Linked DNA regions of Homo sapiens: all the other regions are linked to region 3. Evidence: chromatin contacts called from ENCODE Hi-C or POLR2A ChIA-PET data. All regions are on one chromosome and are shown on one strand. The core of a region is the stretch at or near the end of the contact, and the rest is flanking DNA. Distances in the headings are between cores, read along the strand shown. Region 1 has its middle 32 kb from the start of ERRFI1. Region 2 has its middle 39 kb from the start of LINC01714. Region 3 overlaps RERE (arginine-glutamic acid dipeptide repeats).

Evidence for each region. Hi-C counts contacts between places; a loop is a spot of excess contacts on that map. ChIA-PET counts read pairs that join two places held with the same protein, here RNA polymerase II (POLR2A). Pooled maps may share reads with other maps.
Region 1: a loop to region 3 is called in a pooled map, with 8 times the contacts of the local background. The contact joins two enhancer-like sites. A Hi-C loop is called at or near these places in 3 of 50 pooled maps. POLR2A ChIA-PET finds 5 or more read pairs at or near these places in 2 of 52 experiments (AG04450 and activated CD4-positive, alpha-beta T cell).
Region 2: a loop to region 3 is called in a pooled map, with 4 times the contacts of the local background. The contact joins two enhancer-like sites. A Hi-C loop is called at or near these places in 1 of 37 single-sample maps with no recorded cell type and 2 of 50 pooled maps. POLR2A ChIA-PET finds 5 or more read pairs at or near these places in 1 of 52 experiments (HEK293).

What each region holds. Positions count from the first base shown.
Region 1 is chr1:7,992,393-7,995,732 of GRCh38, forward strand. No RefSeq gene overlaps it. Among named protein-coding and RNA genes, the nearest start is that of ERRFI1, 32 kb to the right of the region's middle. Within about 2 kb of position 1,844, at least 3 of the 41 ENCODE cell types and tissues checked have a DNase peak (open chromatin) inside an H3K27ac peak, as active enhancers do.
Region 2 is chr1:8,167,665-8,171,197 of GRCh38, forward strand. No RefSeq gene overlaps it. Among named protein-coding and RNA genes, the nearest start is that of LINC01714, 39 kb to the right of the region's middle. Within about 2 kb of position 2,232, at least 26 of the 41 ENCODE cell types and tissues checked have a DNase peak (open chromatin) inside an H3K27ac peak, as active enhancers do.
Region 3 is chr1:8,474,118-8,477,960 of GRCh38, forward strand. All of the region lies in intron 10 of RERE (arginine-glutamic acid dipeptide repeats), which reads right to left. Among named protein-coding and RNA genes, the nearest start is that of SNORD128, 19 kb to the right of the region's middle. Within about 2 kb of position 2,099, at least 3 of the 41 ENCODE cell types and tissues checked have a DNase peak (open chromatin) inside an H3K27ac peak, as active enhancers do.

The sequences.
Region 1 (3,340 bases), core at 594-3,093, 480 kb before region 3:
ACAAATACACCAATACCTGTTCATTGGGAAAGACTCAAATGATACATGAATACATAAAGCAAGACTTGAAAGTTCTCTGTCCCGCCCTCCCTCCCCTACCTCCTCTTCCTTTCCCCAAAGTCCCACTTTGAGGTCTCGCTTACAGTCTGTTTTCTAGGAATTTACAAATATGTAACTCTACACACACATCCACACACATTATGTTTTATACATACACAGAGATTGTACATTATTGTGTCAATTTTTTAAAAATAAAGTAAGGCCGAGCACAGTGGCTCATGCCTGTAATCCCAGCACCTTGGGAAGCCGAGGTGGGTGGATCACCTGAGGTCAGGAGTTCGAGACCAGCCTGGCCAACATGGTGAAACCGCATCTCTACTAAAAAAAAAAAAATACAAAAATTAGCTGGGCCTGGCGTCCGGCGCCTATAAGCCCAGCTACTCAGGAGGCTAAGACAGGAGAATCGCTTGAACCCGGGAGGCGGAGGTTGCAGTGAGCCGAGATCACGCAATTGCACTCCAGCCTGGGCAACAAGAGCAAAACTCCATCTCAAAATAAATAAATAAATAAAAACAAAATAAAATACATAGGATCCTATTGAGTATATTGTTTTGCAAATTGAATTTTTTGAAACAGTATGTCTTAGAAATCTGCTCATGTTCAAGTCCACTTTGTTTATGTAATGGTTGAACAGAATGTTATAGTATAACCACACTGTAATTTAACCTTTTTTTTTTTTTTTTTGAGACTGAGTCTTGTTCTGTCACCTAGGCTGGAGAATAATGGTGCGATTAAGACTCACTGCAGCCTCCACCTCCTGGGCTCAAGCCATTCTTTCACCTCAGCTGCCCGCCCCTTCACCCCCAGTAGCTGGAACTACAGGTACCTGGCACTGCAGGCACATGCCACCACACCCAGCTAATTTTTTTGTATTTTTTTGTAGAGATGGGGTCTCACTATGTTGTCCAGGCTGGTCTCAAACTCCTGGGCATTCCTCTATTAATGGATTTCCCCCATTAAATTTTTTTATTGCAGTAAAATACATACAACATGAAATGTACCATCCTAACCATTTTAAGTATACGGTTCGGTGGTATTAGATACATTCATCCCGTTGTGCAAGCATCAGCACCATCCATCTCCCGAACTCTTTTTCATCTTGTAAAACTGAGACTCTGTATCCAGTAAACACTAACTTTCCTTCCCCCTACCCCTAGCCCCTGGCAACCACCATTCCACCTTCTCTCTCTGTGAATGAGAGTACCCTCAGTACCTCCTCTCCGTGGAATCACATAGTATTTGTCTTTCTGTGACTGGCTTATTTTACTTAGCAAATCATCCTCAACGTCCATGTTGTGGCATGTGTTAGAATTTCCTTCCTTTTTTTTTTGAGACCGAGTCTCGCTCTGTTGCCCAGGCTAGAGTGCGGTGGTGTGATCTTGGCTCACCGCAACCTCCGCCTCCCAGGTTCAAGCGATTCTCCTGCCTCAGCTCCCAAGTAGCTGGGATCACAGGCGCGCGCAACCACACCAGGCTGATTTTTGTATTTTTTGTACAGACGGGGTTTCGCTGTGTTCTTCAGGCTGGCCTCAAACTCCTGACATCAAATGATCCGCCCGCCTTGGCCTCTGAAAGTGCTGGGATTACAGGCGTGAGCCACTGCCCCTAGCCCATAATTTCCTTCCTTTTTAAGGCTGAATAAAATTTAAGTGTATGTATGTTCCACATTTTGCTTATCCTTTCATCCCTTTATAGATTCTTGGGTTACTTCCACCTCTTAGCTATTGTGAATAATGCTGCTGTTAACATGGTGTCCACAGCTCTTCCGGACCCTGCTTTCGATTCTTTGGGGTATACACGCAGAAGTGGAATTGCTGAATCATATGGTCATTCTCATTGTGGTTTTGGTTTGCATTTTCCTAATGACTAATGATGTGGAGCATCTTTTCATCTGCTTATTGGCCATTTGTACATCTTAGATATGTCTATTCAAGTGCTTTGCCCATTAAATTTTTTTTTCCAGGGGCCATGCTAATAATCTGTGTTGTTCCATTTTTAGTATATGTGCTACTGAAGTGTGCACTTTGCCCAGTTTTGAATCGGGTTTTTGTTGTTGCTGCTGATATGATTTGTTTTTTTTTTTTTTTGAAACAGAGTCTCACTCTGTCTCCCAGACTGGAGTGCAATGGCGCGATCTCAGCTCACTGTAACCTCCACCTCCCGAGTTCAAGCGATTATCCCACCTCAGCCTCCCATGTAACTGGGATTACAGGCATGTGCCACCATGCCTGGCTAATTCTTTTGTATTTTTAATAGAGATGGGGTTTCATCATGTTGACCAGGCTGGTCTTGAATTCCTGGCCTCAAGTGATCCACTTGCCTCAGCCACCCAAAGTGCTGGGATTACAGGCGTGAGCCACTATGGTTGACCCACGCATAAGCCAACTTTAATGTTTTTCAATAAAGTTTTGTAATTTCCCCATTAAGCGTTTACACATCTTTTGGATTTATTGTTGGTATTATTAGGTCTGTCTTTTTTTCTTTCTTCTTTCTCTCTTCTCTTTCTTTCTCTTTTCTTTCTTTTTCTTTCTTTCTCTCTCCCTTTCTTTCTTTTTCTCTCTTTCCTTTTCTTTCTCTCTCTCCCTTTCCTTTCCTTTTCTTTTTCTCTTTTTTTCCTTTTCCTTCTTTCTCTTTCTTTCTTTCTCTTTCTCTCTCTCTCTTTCTTTCTCTTTCTCTCTCTCTCTTTCTTCCTTTCTCTTTCTCTCTCTCTCCTTCCTTCCCTCCCTCCCTCCCTCCTTCCTTCTTTCCTTCTTTCTCCTTTTTCTTTCTTTCCTCCCTCCCTCCCTCCCTTCCCTCCTTCCTTCCTTTCTTTTTCATTGTTAATTCCTTTTTTAAATTGTTTTCTGATTGTTGCTGGTATATAGAAATACAGATACTTTTATTTACTTATTTACTTTTTTAAGAGACAGGGTCTTCCTCTGTCACGCAGGCTGGAGTACACTGGTGTGATCAAATTTATGACCTGCTTTTAGGCAAAAAGGGGGAGGGCAGAGAACTCTTTCTGGATCTGTTGATTCTCAATTGCCTTCAGCTCAAAATAATCTTTATGTCAAAGTCGCATATTCTGTGGTGGCCTGTCCGGATCCCCTTCAAGTCTCTCTGACCTTTCTTCTGCCCTCCAGCCTGGGTGACAGAGCTAGAGTCTGTCTCAAATAATAATAATAATACAATAAATAAATAAATAAATAAATAAATAAATAAAGTACGCTTTCCATTCTTGGTTTGCTAAGAGTTTTTGTCATGAGTAGATGTTGAAATTTATTGAATGGTTTTCCATCAT
Region 2 (3,533 bases), core at 982-3,481, 310 kb before region 3:
GTTTGAGACCAGCCTGGCCAACATGGTGAAAGCTCGTCTCTACTAAAAATACAAAAATTAGCTGGGCGTGGTGGCAGACACCTGTAGTCCCAGATACTCAGGAGGCTGAGGCGGGAGAATCACTTGAACCTGGGAGGTGGAGGCTGCAGTGAACCCCGATGGTACCACTGCACTCCAGCCTGGGTGACACAGCGAGACTCTGTCTAAAAAAAAAAAAAGACAGAATCAGATAATGTGTGGACAAGCCCTTCCCAAATTACAACCAGAAAGTGAAATCTGACAGAAGGGAAGAACAGGACAGCCCTGGGAGCTTCTAGTCATTGGAAGAGACCGGGGCTGCATGCAGATGGGGACCCTGTTGACAGCAGCCCCTGCCTGCCATGCTGAGACCCTGCGTGTGTGAGCATCCCCAGCTTGGTGGCTGAGCCATCTCCTTGTACCCCAACCACAACCTCCTCTGTGGCTCCAGTCACATCCTGTCCCTTCAGAAGGCCACTCACAGGACATGCCCTTCCTGTGGTGACTGGTCACCTTATTCATGAAGGAATGACTGAGGACATGACTGAGGTGTAGCAGAGTCAAGCTACACCGTGAGTGTCTGTGGGCACTGCAATACCTTGGAGCTGCTGGACTCCTGAACATTGTCTAAATCATCTTTCGCAGCCATCCATCTTCTGCCACATGGATTCCAGTTTCCATTGTGAGAAAGGGGTTCAACGAGCCATGGCATTTTCCACCAGAGGGTCAGCATCTGGGCCTCTGTTATTTTTCCTTTTGAGGCCCAGTTTTCTTGAAAACGAATAAAACTTACAGCTCTTAAAAATACCTAGGATGGGCTGGGCGCAGTGGCTCATGCCTGTAATCCCAGCATTTTGGGAGGCCGAGGCAGGCAGATCACGAGGTCAGGAGCTCAAGACCAGCCTGACCAACGTGGAGAAACCCTGTCTCTACTAAAAATACAAAAATTATACCGGGCACAGTGGCTCACGCCTGTAATCCCAGCACTTTGGGAGGCCAAGGCGGGCGGATCAAGAGCTCAGGAGTTTGAGACCAGCCTGACCAACATGGTGAAACCCCGTCTCTACTAAAAATTAGCTGGATATGGTGGTGCACGCCTGTAATCCCAGCTACTTGGGAGGCTGAGGCAGGAGAATTGCTTCAATCTGGGAGGCGGAGGTTGCAGTGAGCCGAGATGGCCCCACTGTACTCCACCCTGGGCAACAGAGTGAGACTCCATCTCAAACAAAAACAAAAACAAAAATGAGCCGGGTGTGGTGGCACATGCCTGTAATCCCAGCTATTTGGGAGGCTGAGTGGGGAGAATCACTTGAACCTGGGAGGCAGAGGTTGCAGTGAGCCAAGATCACACCACTGCACTCCAGCCCGGCCAATAAGAGTAAAACTCCGTCTCAAAAAAATAAAAAACAAGAAAAACCTAGGATGGGCCGGGCATGGTGGCTCATGCCTGTAATCCCAGCACTTTGGGAGGCCGAGGCAGGGGGATCACTTGAGGTCAAGAGTTTGACACCAGCCTGGCCAACATGGTAAAACCCCACCTCTACTAAAAATACAAAAATTAGCTGGACATGGTAGCAGGTGTCTGTAATACTAGCTACTCAGGAGGCTAGGGCAGGAGCATCACTTGAACCTGGGAGGTGAAGTTTGCAGCTAGCCAAGATCGCGCCACTGCACTCCAGCCTGGGCCGCAACAACAGCAACAACAAAATACCTAGGATGCAGCACTCTTCATGGATTTAATCTAATTATCATGTGAGATGAGTCAATGATCATGAATTGTAGGGGTAAAGAAAATGAGTCACAATGAGACCATTGGTGATGGGTCAGAAGGGGCTCCCTGGTTTCACCCTCCACTGCCCTGGGGGGTCCACGCTTCCCCTTGAGCTGTGGCTGGGTGATGCTGCCCTCAAAGGCCAGCTGTCATGGGCTTTCCCCACCCCGACCCTGAAATTTCCCCCATTTGTCTGAGCTATGGCCACCTTACTGGCTCAGAAGTCAGGCTACAATACTGCAATGGAACCGGGTGATGAAGTGTCATAAATAGTTAATACAAATTCTGCCAACAAGTTTGGGGTTAATAGCCGATCTTAAAATGGGTAAGGGAAAGAAAGGGAGAGGGAGGGAAAAAGGAGAGGGAAGAGAGAGAGAGACAAAGAAAAAGAGAGAGATTTTCTGGCATTCATCCTAAGCATTTCAGCCGTAAACTGGTTTAGGCCAGTGAGACAGGATGTTCTGCAGAGCAAAGATCACGTGACCACACAGTGCGAACAAACAGATGGTGTATCATTAACAAACTGCAACGCTGCATTTCCTAGTCTCTCCAGGGTGTCAGTGACCCAGGCAATTTAATTAAAAACATTAAAAAAAAAAAAAAAAGTGACAAGGGCCAAAGTTTCATCCTGTTTAAATTCAACTTCATCAAAAAAGTGGAGGGGCTATCCCTTCCATGAAACGTCCACATATGAGCCCCTCAGGGAAGTGGCACCAACGTGTAGGTCAGTGGCACAGTCAGGCCTCTGGTCAGTGGCCATTGATCCAGAAATGCGGCCAGGGCATGGCCAGGGCAGGGGCAGCTCCAGGACAGAGACCAGCTCGCCTCCCATTAGCCTCCTGGGGAGACAGGACAGGTAAACAGCAGGGAGCTCAGGGGGTTTTATGGACCAGGCCGTGTACACAGTTTGTCCCGAGTACAAACAAGCAGGTGGCCAGTCTCACCTTTGTTCTAAGAAGCGGGATCCAGGCAGGCCAGGAGGCCCAGAGGGTAGCTGTCAGGAGACACTGGGGCCCAACCAGGGCTTCCCACTGCAGGAGCGGGTCAGGAGCTTGGACACTCTCGGACACTCAGCACTGTCCTCGCTTGAACCTCCCCGGTAATGGCAGCATAAAGTGATGGTCAAGGGGCATCCGGTTGGGACTCAAGAAGCTTAATCCCAAATCCCTGCCCCACAGTCTACCAGTGACAGACACTGTGCTGAAGTCAGCCTCCACATGCTCACCTGTAGAATTGTGACAACATGGCAAGGGCAGGTGAAGGCCCCAGGATAGTGCCTGGCCATTGAGAGTGCTCTGTCGTGCAGGTGGGCATGGGCATGGGGCTGTCCAGAATTGAGCTGTTTTTTTGAGTTGGAGTCTTGCTCTGTAGCCCAGGCTGGAGTGCAATGGTTCACTGCAACCTCTGCCTCCCAGGTTCACGTGATTCTCCTGCCTCAGCCTCCCGAGTAGCTGGGATTACAGGTGACCAACACCACGCCCAGCTAATTTTTGTATTTTTAGTAGAGACAGGGTTTCACCATGTTGGCCAGGCTGGTCTCAAACTCTTTTTTTTTTTTTGAGACAGAGTCTTGCTCTGTTGCCCAGGCTGGAGTGCAGTGGTGTGATCTTGGCTCACTGCAAGCTCCGCCTCCCAGGTTCACGCCATTCTCCTGCCTCAGCCTCCCGAGTAGCTGGGACTACAGGCAACTGCCACCATGCCCTGCTAATTTTTTTTGTATATTTAGTAGAGACGGAGTTTCACT
Region 3 (3,843 bases), core at 849-3,348:
TAAGTGCTTTACTGGCAAGCTTCTCGAAAGAATAAATAATACTTAATGACTGCCTACAGTTTAATTAACTCATGATTGAACTTCTCATGGATTGCTATAAACATTAAATTATATCCTTCCTCAAAGCTACCATGGATAAAAATCTTGTTTAAAGCTTTAATTCTCTTGCCTAAACAATTCTGAAATTCCAGCAAATCTGTATGTTGCACAGAGAGGTGAGAGAATCCACCTTAACGCATGGTTATAAAGCATGTTATTTTATAGAGCAAGGATGAGGCCTTAATTTTTATAAGATTGAAAATGTGCACATGTCCAAGCACCTCATTAATATTACAGCAGTCATTAAACATCTCTGGATCTCAGGCAGTCTTATTAGCATAAACTCTGCGTATTACCACAAGGTTTCAAGTTTCTATTCTGGCTTCTCATCTTAGCTACCATTTTCTGTCTGCGTGATGTTGCAAATAAATTTTCCTTTTGGCATGGCTCAGCTGTCAGGCACCTCTGTTCTATAATGAACCCATGAATTACATCTCCCTGCTCTGACATCTCTGGTCTCACACATCAAAATATTGTTCTTCAATTGTAATTTATAACTTAATTTAAATGTCCCTTTTCCCGTGACCTTTTTAGATCAAATGGCATTGCATCTGGCAGTTTCTACTATGCCAAAGCATACTTTTCAAATATAGCCATTATAATAACTATATAAAAAGCCTACTTAAGTTAGACTGCATTCAGGCTAATTAAATAATTCCAGTCCATGAAGAACAATATTAGATATCAAAGTCTTTTGCTATGCAAAATATCTGTTTATACATCACAAGAAACTGTCAAAATAACTGAGAAAGGAAAAAAGTATTTGGAATAAATCTTAAAATTCTTCATATAGTTTTAATTAATTATTTCGACTATTAAGATAAGTGAGAAAGACCTTGCCGAAATATGTTCAAAACAAAATTTAAAAATTTCTTAGCCACGTGCAGTGGCTTACACCTGTAATCCCAGAACTTTGGGAGGCTGAAGTGGGCAGATCTCTTGAGGTCAGGAGTTCAAGACCAGCCTGGCCAACACGGTGAAACCCTGTCTCTACCAAAAACACAAAAATTAGCCGGGTGTGGTGGCGCGCACCTGTAATCCCAGCTACTTGGGAGGCTGAGGCAGGAGAATCGCTTAAACCTGGGAGGCGGAGGTTGCAGTTAGCCGAGACCGCGCCACTGCACGCCAGCCTGGGTGACAGAGCGAGATTCTGTCTTAAAAAAAAAAAAAAAAATTCTTGGCTGGGCGTGGTGGCTCACACCTGTAATCCCAGCACTTTGAGAGACCAAGGTGGGCAGGTCACTTGAGGTCAGGAGTTTGAGACCAGCCTGGCCAACATGGTGAAACCCTGTCTCTACTAAAAAGAAATACAAAAATTAGCCGGGCATGGTAGTGTGTGCCCATAATCTCAGCTACTCAGGAGGCTGAGGCAGAAGAATCTCTTGAACCCAGGAGGCGGAAGTTGCAGTGAGCCGAGATCACGCCACTGCACTCTAGCCTGGGCGAAAAGAGTGAGACTCTGTCTCAAGAGAAAAAAAAAAAAAGAAAAGAAAAATTTCTTATAACCATAATTCACAAATGTCAATACATTTTCATTTATACCTCCATCATCGATAACCTAGTGCCAAGTCAATATATATGAAACATGTAAATGTTAAAAAACTAGAATTGAAACTAAGAGCACAATATTTATTTTTATTTGGCCATTATCATTTCAAATAATGCTATTAGGTACCAGAGAGGCTAAAATTTGTCTGAATGGTCTTACGGGAGCAAAATTCAGGGATAATGGAAAAGACAAAGAATTTAACTGCAGAGGGTAGGGCTTGAGAGAAAGGTCTAGTTAATTTTCAGAAGGAAATATAGTTATTGAACCAATCTTCCCTCCCTCTTTCCATCACTTTCTGAAACTACAATGTTCCAGGAATTATGCGCCAGCCCTGGAGTCACATGGAAGAAAGGAGGGGGTCGCAACATTTGCTGAGCAGTGCACAGTGTGCTAGGAACTGTGTTAGGTCTTTATGATTTCATCATTCCACACACCTCTCTTCCACAGCCAGAGTACTAAAAATGAGGAAATGAAATCCAGAGGTTCAGTATGTTTCTCTAGGCCACTTCCCTAGCAAGTAGCAGCATGAGGATTCTAACATAAACCCATGTTCTAGGAAGATGTCCCTACCCTAGAATGTTGCTACTGGGGCAGTTTAGGACAGGCAATCTGGTGGGAGCAATGGGTACGGGGACTTTTTCCGCTGCAGTGACAAAGCAAGCACACTGTCTTTTCTTAACTTGGGGCTAGGGGATGAGGGTGGGTGGAGGAAAGGAGGGAGCCAGCAGCTCAGAAAAGAGGAAAGACACACATGTAAACAAACTAACAAAAAAATCCCCATCCATGAAAACACTCACAGTGCTAAATGAAAGCTGATGGGGATGACATTTGCTCAGTCTGGAAAATCTAAAATGCATTCACAGGGGAGGTTTTGAAAATCAACAACCAGTATAATATGATTAACTTGCCTATGCTTTATGAACAGCAACAACCACATAAAAAACACTATTCTAGGAGAAATAAGCAGTGCTATTATTGCAGTAAAAACAGGCTACACGAGGCAGGGCGGACCTGCGTCCTTCGCTTCTTTCGCTGTCACAGAAGAGGCTGAGGTAGGTCATTTTTGGAACTTTCCAGTATTCAACATTCCTTCACTTAACAAAGATTTTTTCAAAGGCAAAATATTATAGAATATTCTTCTAAAAAGGAATAAACAAATGGTAATAATGTTAATACATTAATTTAGAAAAATAAAAAAACAATAAAACCATTGAATTAAGCCACATTCCCCACGCCAAACACTAAATGAATGGCTCCTGCACAGGCTTCACTTACACTTTAGGGATTAAGGTTGTGCCTCTTAATTTTCAAGTCTCTGTGAAAGCTGAAGTTTATGCCACAGGTCTTTAAATGCAATTATGGATAATTAATCATTTACATAGTTAACATGTCTACAGCCTGACTTCTTTTTTTATAAATGCGAGATCAGCCACAGAATAGTAGAAAGGGAGGGTGCGGAGGGTGTAGGCTGCTTGCCGGGGCAGGAGGACTCCACAGACGCAGTCAATAATCTACTAAGAAGACTCAGCTTGAGGACCCACAATGAGTCTAACTCTGGCCACAGGGAGAAAAGCTCCTGGCACATTCGTGAACCTAGACTGTTTATGCTGCTTTTCTCAATAATTATTTGTCAGCTGAGAAAGACCTATGTCTGGCCACAAGTGGAAATGGTTCAGGACCACAAATGGAAACTAAAATATGTTTTCACTTACTCCTGGCATCCTCATAGCCTTGAAAACAGAAAAAAATTTGTGACATGAAACTGGGCAGAAGGCTGGAGGATGACATAAAAACCACAGGTCTAAGCATCTCACGTAGGCACTAGTGAACCTACTCATACATGCTAAATTGACCTAGAAAGTGTATGTGAAAGGCTTTCACACAAAAACACAAAATCAAGACCAGTTACATCAGTATTAAGAAACATTTACAGTAACTGCTTTAAATCCTACTTAGTAGAATTGAGGTACAGAAATAACTGCCCCCAATCCAAGGGCTCAGCAGTCTGAATCTCAGTGCTTTGTGATGAGTGATTCTAAGGTTATGCAAACAACAGTCCACCTAATATTTTTGGCAATGATAATGAAGTTATGGAACAACGAAGACCGAAGAGGCATACACTGATGCATATAAAGCTCCAGAGTTGGGAAAATATACAAGCGACTGTACTTTCTAAAAACTTCAGCCAAGAACAC